2 separate regions of the Homo sapiens genome follow, and region 2 is linked to region 1. The links are chromatin loops, found by intact Hi-C in ENCODE. Cell type or tissue: endothelial cell of umbilical vein. All regions are shown on one strand.

Region 1 (4,000 bases):
CGACGAATGGCCCGAGGCACATACTTATGAGAAGAGGCCTCGTTGTAGTAGATGCTGATCTGCTCCAGCTCCAAGTCCGAGTTCCCCACGTAGTTGCCGCTGGGGTCTATGCCATGCTCATCACTGATGACTTCCCAGAACTTGGCCCCGATCTAGTTGCCGCACTGGCCGGCCTGAATGTGCAGGATCTCCCTCATACTGGGCGTGTCTGGCAGGCGGCTGCGGACGGGCAGGCGGGCTGGGCTGGCTGCTGACATCTCTGATTTCTTTGAGTGGTGTTTTTGCAATTCTCATTGTAGAGATCTTTCACCTCCCTGGTTAGCTGTATTCCTAGGCATTTTATTCTTTTTGTGGCAATCATGAATGGGATTTCATTCCTGATTTGGCTCTAGGCTTGACCATTGTTGGCATATAGGAATGCCAGTGATTTTTTACATTGATCTTGTATCCCAAAACTTTGCTGAAGTTGTTTATCACCTGAAGGAGCTTTTGGGCCAAAACTATGGGGTTTTCTAGATACAGAATCACATCATCTGCAAACAAGAATAGTTTGACTTCCTCTCTTCCTATTTGGATGCCCTTCATTTTGTTCTTTCTTGATTGCCCTGGCCAGGACTTACAATACTATGTTGAATAGGAGTGGTGAGAGAGGGCACCCTTGTCTTGTGCTGGTTTTCAAGGGGAATGTTTCCAGCATTTGCCCATTTAGTATGACGTTGGCTATGGGTTTGTCACATATGTATTGAAGTGTGTTTCTTTAATACCTAGTTTATTAAGAGTTTTTAATAAGGAGTGTTGAATTTTATCGAAAGCCTCTTGTGCATCCATTGAGATAATAATGTGGCTTTTGTCTTTAGTTTTATGTGATGAATCACATTTATTGATTTGCGTATGTTAAACCAAACTTGCATCCTGGGATTGAAGCCTACTTGATTGTGGTGGATTCACTTTTTGGTGGGCTGCTGGATTTGGTTTGCAAATATTTTGTTGAGGATTGTTTGCCTCAATGTTCATCAAGGATATTGGCCTAAAGCTTTCTTTTGTGTGTGTGTGTGTTTCTGCCAGGTTTTGGTATCAGGATGATGCTGGCCTCATAGAATGAACTGGGGAGGAGTCCCGCCTCCTCAATTTTTTGGAATAGTTTTAGTAGGAATGGTACCAGTTCTTTGTACATCTGGTAGAATTTGGCTGTGAATATATCAGGTCCTGGGCCTTTTTTTTTTTTTTTTTTTTTGGTTGGTACGCTATTTATTATTGATTCAACTTCAACTTCGGAGCTCATTATTGGTCTATTCAAGGAATCAATTTCTTCCTGGTTCACTATTTGGTTTGGGGTGTGTATGTGTCCAGGAATTTATCCATCTCTTCTAGGTTTTCTAGTTTGTGTACACAGAGTTGTTCATGGTAGTCTCTGATGGTTATTTGTATTTCTGTGGGGTCAGTGGTAACATCCCCTTTGTCATTTCTTTTTGTTTTTTTTTGCGACAGAGTCTCACTCTATCACCCGGGTGGCGCAATCTCCACTCACTGCAACCTGCGTCTCCTTGGTTCAAGTGATTCTTGTGCCCTAGCCTCCTGAGTAGCTGGGACTACAGGTGTGTGCCACCATGCCCAGCTAATTTTTGTATTTTTAGTAGAAATGGGGTTTCACCATGTTGGCTAGGCTGGTCTCAAACTCATGACCTCAAGCAATCTGCCCACCTCAGCTTCCCAAAGTGCTGGGATTACAGGTGTGAGCCACTGCACCTAGCCCCCTTTCTCATTTCTAATTGTGTTTATTTTGATCTTCTCCCTTTTCTTCTTTATTAGTCTAGCTAGCAGCCAATCCAACCATTTTCATCCAATTATAGCCTTTACCAAGGTAGAATGTTGTCCTGCCCAGGAGGGCATCCACTTTCAGAAGGCTCCAGAAGAACCTGGTCCTCAGGTCAGTCTACCTGTGAGGATCTGGCGTGTGTGTGGAGGGTCCTTCAGCCCTCCTTCTCCCCTGGGCCAAGAAGTAGAATGGAGAAAAGGTACCTAACAGGTAGATCTTGCAGGGAGTAATAGCCCAAATCATCTCACTCAATGCATTGAAGAGCCGATGGAAAATAGTTTCTTGCTTGTCTTCACAGTCACTTATATAAGAAGAACCTTGATGTGACCAAGATCCGGAAGGGAAAGCCTCAGCAGCTTCTCAGAGTGGACGAGCACGACTTCAGCATGAGACCCGCCTTCGGAGGTAGGACTGTTCTTCCTTGATGCCAGGTGGGAGGTTGGCCCCAGGGATGTGATGTGCTGCCCTCTCTGGCTCCCTCTGGCACAGCGCTTCCTCAGATGGTGCAATTTTCCCACTCACATAAATCTGACTCCATTTCCTGAGTCCCTAATTTTCCCAAGGAGAAAAGAGCAGGAAGTAGTGGAGAGGGCCGTTGACTAAAGAGGGCCCACCAGTGACTAAGCCATTTACATTCACAAAGGAGACAGGCCCTGCAGCTGCCAACTTTTTTGTCCTACAAATATAAGAGCAGGCAAGGAGAATCAGGACACAAAATAGCTCCTCTGTCATTTTTATAGAGGAAGAGGCCCATGAAGGCAGAGGTGCCCAGGATCCTCAAAAGTCCTAGTGTGGCCCTCCCTCTGCACTATTTTGGCATGTGTGTGTGTCTGGGTGTGAGTGGAATTCTGAACAAGGCATTGCAACTTTGTTGCCATGACTACCTGGGAGTTTGCTGTTTTGATGGAGTCACCTGTTTTCCAGTGCAGCAACAAGAGCTTAACTCATTACAAAGATTTCTTGCACACCTGCCCCCAAAGGTGCTCTGTTAGTCTTGGGGTCAGGGAGGGGAGGCATGGCCAGTGGGTGTCCTTCCCAGGAACTAGAGAAATGCTATGGAGAAGGTGGACAGTGTCTTAGTCAGTTCTGGCTTTCACACAAAACACCATAGATTGGGCAGTTTATAGACAATGGAAACGTATTTCTCATGTTTCCAGGGGCCGGAAGTAAGATCAAGGTGCCAACAGTTTCCATGTGTGCTGAGGGCCCACTTTCTGTTCATAGACGGTGCCTTCTCACTGTAACCTCACATAGTGGGTGGGGCAAGGCAGCTCTCTAGGGCCTCTTTTCTAAGAGCACTAATCCCACTGGTGAGGGCTCCACCCTCAGGATCTCATCACCTTCCAAAGGCCCACTTCCTAGTACCATCCCATTGCGGGTTAGGATTGCAACATACACATTTGTCAGGGACATAAACATTCAGGCCATAGCAGCTGGGAAAGGAATCAGTCATCTGCTCTGACTAGGCAGAGAGTGGGGTAAGAATAGCAGAATGTATGAGATCCCTGGGCCAACTTTCCTCTCCTCTTGGGGAAACTGAGGCACCAAGAATTTCAGTTGATGAACCTTGGCCAAGACAGACCCAGGCGGGCTGGCTTCCCTTTTTCCTTTTTCTCTGCCCTTGATCCTCTAGTAGGTCCTATCATTCTGGGGCAGTAAAAAGGAGTAGCTGTGACCTCCAGGCAGGTCACCAATCCTTTGAGCCTCCATTTGTTTGTTTATAAAATGGGGAGAGTAATCCCCACATATGGGGTTGTTGTCCAGATTAAACAAGATAATGTATGTAAAACCCCTGACAGACATTTGTTCCTGTCCCCTCTGAAAAACCCAGCTGCCAGACCTTCCTCTTGTGTGACTGTTAAGGGATTAAGAAATTAATTTATCCCAGAAGCCTATGCATTTTAAAAGGCCTCAAAGCCTCCCACTAAATTCCCTGAGCTCTGACACCTGCTAAGCAGAAGGAGAAAAGCAGGTGGCAGATTACAGGCCTGTGACTCATCTCCCTTCCAACCGCAACCTGATTGACGCCCACGGAAGGTCAAGAAGAGGCCACCATATTTCTGGTAGCTCTTGGGTTTCCTCGGGGATTCGTCATGGGCAAGCCTGCCAAGGAATTTTACGAAAATAAAGTTATACTAATAAGCAGCTTTAAAATAGCTACATCTGCTCCAGGAAGTCTAAGCA
Region 2 (4,000 bases), 58 kb after region 1:
TGCATTGCCAACTTTAGCATTTTCTACAGAACAGTTAGAAGCAGAGGTCACAGCCCCAAAGACCACATCACTAGAGATCGGCTGGCTCCATCTCCAGCATTGACTGAAAGGGACAGGAAATTACCAGTTGTACCTAAATGGTACTAATAAAAAACAAGAAGCTCCTACAACTTTATAGCCACTTGGGGAAAGCAAACAACACTGAATAACCCATCTGAATGAGTTCGCTGTTGGTAAATGAGGTAGATTAACTTAGAGGAGCCCCAACATCTATCCCACCTAAAATAGTCATGATTCTTAAAGATGCCTAAGGTAAGTTCATGCCATCAACGATCAGCTGCAATCCCCACAAACCTGTGATTTATAGTCACATCCAAGCTGCCCTGGATGTTCTCCTGGGCCCAGGTTATGGAGCAAGATTCATGGTGACTTCAGAAGCCCCTAGGGAAAGCATAACCTAGGGAAAGCCCAGCCCTAAGCCTCACAAGGCAGAAGTCCACAAAAATTAGTTCCACTGGTTCATAAAGAGCCCGTGTTTTCTCTTTCCCTTAAAGCAAAGAACCAAATAATCTGAAAAAAAAAAAAAAATGAAGATGAATGAAAACACTCTGAAGCTTATTTTGTTTTCATTTTTCAATAGATTAAAAGACAGTGAAATTTATATTAACTTATTTTAAGAAATTATATGCAATCAAAGTTACTCTGTGAGTCAAGACAATCACATGCTGAAAAAAGTTAAATAGTAATACATTAAATCACACAACTTGTGTTATGTTGTTCTTCCTATTGTATCTTTACTCATGAGTTCAATTTAAGTGTGTTGTGTATTTTATCACAAAATTAAATCACACTCTTTCTTTTCTTCAAGAGTTGACAGTTTCTAATGTGGCTTCTCATTCAAAGAATTTATTCTTGTCATCCCCCCAAGCCTCTATTTCATTCCAATGAATCAGCTCCTCTAATTAGCAGGGAAGAATCTGGAATTAATTAACTAAAAGATCTGAGTTGTCATCACAATGTCCTGTTGGGCAACATGGTAAATAAGGAGAATGTGTCACAAATAAAATCATTTTACAGATCAGCCATTTCAGGAAGGGGCAGGAGAGGACAGAGCTCACAAAAAAGCCCAAGCCCGGGATCAAAAGCACAGGTTTTCCTATCTATTAATCATGTGTCCTGGGGCAAATGACTTTATGTTTCTGGGCCTCAGGTGCTTCCTCAAGGAAGTGGAGGTAGTAACCTGCTATGCCTACTTCAAGGGCTTGTTCTTGGGGCCAAATGAAATCACTGATGTGAAAATGTTTTGTAAATGCCAAAGCACCATTCAATTGCAAACTATTATTATTCCAAGGCAGTTGGATTTGCTGGGGGGCACAACAAAAGAAGTCCTTGCATTTTGTATTCAGTCCTCAGACAACATGCTGAGGGGACCCCATTTCCACACACCTCTTCCATCCTAGCAGCCCCCATGAAGGGCTTCTTACTGCCACCGTGGCTTTAAGCCTAATTGATCTCACAACATTTCCTTTTTTCACCACCACATCTGCCCCTAGTGACGTCCCTGAAACCTGACAAGCATATCGAATTTGATCAAAAAGAAGCCTGGGGACTTCTTGTGAGTCTGTATTTGAGCCTAGAAGCCTATGGATTTCAATCAAAGGCAGGCTTGGAAATGAAGAAAAGGTTGCCTTAAACAATTTTTACTATGATTCCAGCAGAGGGAGACAGGACTGCACTTTCCCACAGGATATGCATTTTAATTTAAAGGTTTACAATATGAAGAGCATGCCTGCCTGCCTGCCTGCCTGCCTGCCTTCCTTCCTTCCTTCCTTCCTTCCTTCCCTCCTTCCTTCCTTCCCTTTTCCATCAAATCATGGTAGTCATGATTTTAATGCCCCTTGGTGGAGAAAGTACATGGCTGAAGGCCATTACAAATTCAGCTATGCTTCCAAAATGAGTTTGTGTCTCTTGATCACAAAAGCCACTAGGGCATTTGGAAACAGCAGTCAAGGCACGTTATATATTCTTACTGACTCTTCATTGATAGTTCATATTTATAACCTCTAATTTAAACTGGAGATTACATTTTAAAAATCACTTATGGCTCCTGGTGGAAAGAGCTAGCAAAAGTAAGAAGTAGGGGTTGCCTCATTGGAAGGAGACTAAAGTGCCCAACTTCCTAAGAAGGATTTTGGTCAAGTATTTAATGGATTGCTCAGAGAGTCACCAGATAATTGGTCTGAGTAGTTGTAAGACATTTATTATTTGTGGGTTTTTGTGAGCCAGGCCTTTAAGCAGGAGATGTTTATTATTTGATCAACAATGAGAAATAGGCCGGGTGCAGTGGCTCACGCCTGTAATCCCAACACTTTGGGAGGCCAAGGGAGGTGGATCACCTGAGGTCAGGAGTTCAAGACCAGCCTGGCCAATGTGGTGAAACCCTATCTCTACTAAAAATACAAAAAAATTAGCCAAGTGTGGTGGTGGGCGCTTGTAATCCCAGCTACTTGGGAGGCTGAGGCAGGAGAATCGCTTGAACCCGGGAGGTGGAGGTTGCAGTGAGCCGAGATCATGCCCATTGCATTCCAGCCTGGGTAACAATAGCGAAACTCCGTTTCAAAAACAAAAAATGGTGAGAAATAAGAACTCAAAAAGAAATGTAATTTTTCATCCAATAGTGTACAAAGTGTTATTCTGGGTGCTGACTGTAATAAAAAGATGAATAAAATACAGTGATGCCATTTAGATTGTCCTTTGAGAAAGAGGACTAACAAGGAATATGTGAAACAGTAGCCAAATATTTTAGGCAGCAAATAATTAAACCCTAAAGTCATGTGGTACAAAATAAATACCACTGGTACATGGACAAAGAGAGCTCCCAGTGAGCTACTGTGGTCAGGAGAGGTTATTTTATGGAGGAGATGAGCTTCACATAATGGTTTGGGTTTAGATAGACTTTTCAAGGTGAGAAAAATTGGGGCAATTATGGTATTGGGTTTTTAAAAATGAAATCAATGCTAATCAGAAATACTTTTTATTTCAACCCTTGTTGACGTTTTTCCTAAAATGTAGGAATATATGGACATCTGAAATTGTTTCCTATATTTTGAAAATACTTCAGAATTAAACTCAGAAAAAATTTAAATGTATTTATGCATTTCCTTTTTAGGAAATAAAAGCTTTAGGCATTTGATAGGTTAATTTATTCATTCGTTAAATATTTATTGAACACCTACTGTAAGCCAGGCAAGGTTCTAAGTGGTGAGCAAAATAAATATGTCTCATTGATTATTAAAGCCTTGGGGAGACCAACAATAAAAAAGTAGTTAGACATGCTTCAAAGGAAAAGAACAAATTGAAGTGACAGCAAATAACAGATGTAAAATCTACTTAGGTAGAACAGTCAGGGAGAGCTTTGGTTGAGATTTAAAGAATGAGCAAAGCCAAGCCAGCAAAGTGGGGAGCAGAGCTCCAGGCAGGCCCCCAGGGCTAGTCTGAGGTGCCCAGGTATAGCATCATATGTAGGTTGTATGTATATGTATATAAAATCATATACATTATATATGCTATATATCCTACTTTATTTGCTTATTTATTTCAAGGAATTGCTTATGTGATTTTAGGAGCTGGCAAGTGTGAAATTTGCAGGCCAGGCCAGTAGGCTACAACTCTTGGGCTATTGCTGTAATACTTTCTTTTTTTTTTTTGAGACAGAGTCTCACTCTGTCACCCAGGTTGGAGTGCAGCGGCACTATCTCAGCTCACTGCAAGCTCTGCCTCCCAGGTTCACGCCATTCTCCTGCCTCAGCCTCCCGGGTAGCTGGGACTACAGGCGCCCACCACCATGCCTGGCTAATTTTTTGTATTTTTAGTACAGACAGGGTTTCATGGTGTTAGCCAGGACGGTCTCGATCTCCTGACCTCGTGATCCACCCGCCTCGGCATCCCAAAGTGCTGGGATTACAGGCGTGAGCCACTGTTCCCGGCTATTGCTGTAGTC

What was found. A loop is a pair of places that touch in the nucleus more often than their neighbours do. Peaks named below come from ENCODE experiments on the same cell type or tissue, not always from the same donor. Only the 100,000 strongest peaks of a DNase experiment are listed, where the experiment ranks them.
Region 2: a loop joins it to region 1, with 3 times the contacts of the local background. A loop is called at or near these places in 1 of 110 quality-filtered maps.

The regions. Positions count from the first base shown.
Region 1 is chr6:89,297,980-89,301,979 of GRCh38, reverse strand. It overlaps GABRR2 (gamma-aminobutyric acid type A receptor subunit rho2), which reads left to right. Exons shown (of 9, transcript NM_002043.5): 2 at 2,115-2,221. It also overlaps the pseudogene TUBB3P1. Among named protein-coding and RNA genes, the nearest start is that of GABRR2, 15 kb to the left of the region's middle. RefSeq lists enhancers at 3,261-3,330, 3,757-4,000, 3,452-4,000. In endothelial cell of umbilical vein, a CTCF peak has its summit at 2,312; DNase peaks (open chromatin) are centred at 2,439 and 3,869; H3K27ac peaks cover 2,153 bases.
Region 2 is chr6:89,240,479-89,244,478 of GRCh38, reverse strand. No RefSeq gene overlaps it. Among named protein-coding and RNA genes, the nearest start is that of GABRR1, 25 kb to the right of the region's middle. In endothelial cell of umbilical vein, a CTCF peak has its summit at 1,713 (motif pointing right); a DNase peak (open chromatin) is centred at 1,698; H3K27me3 peaks cover 259 bases.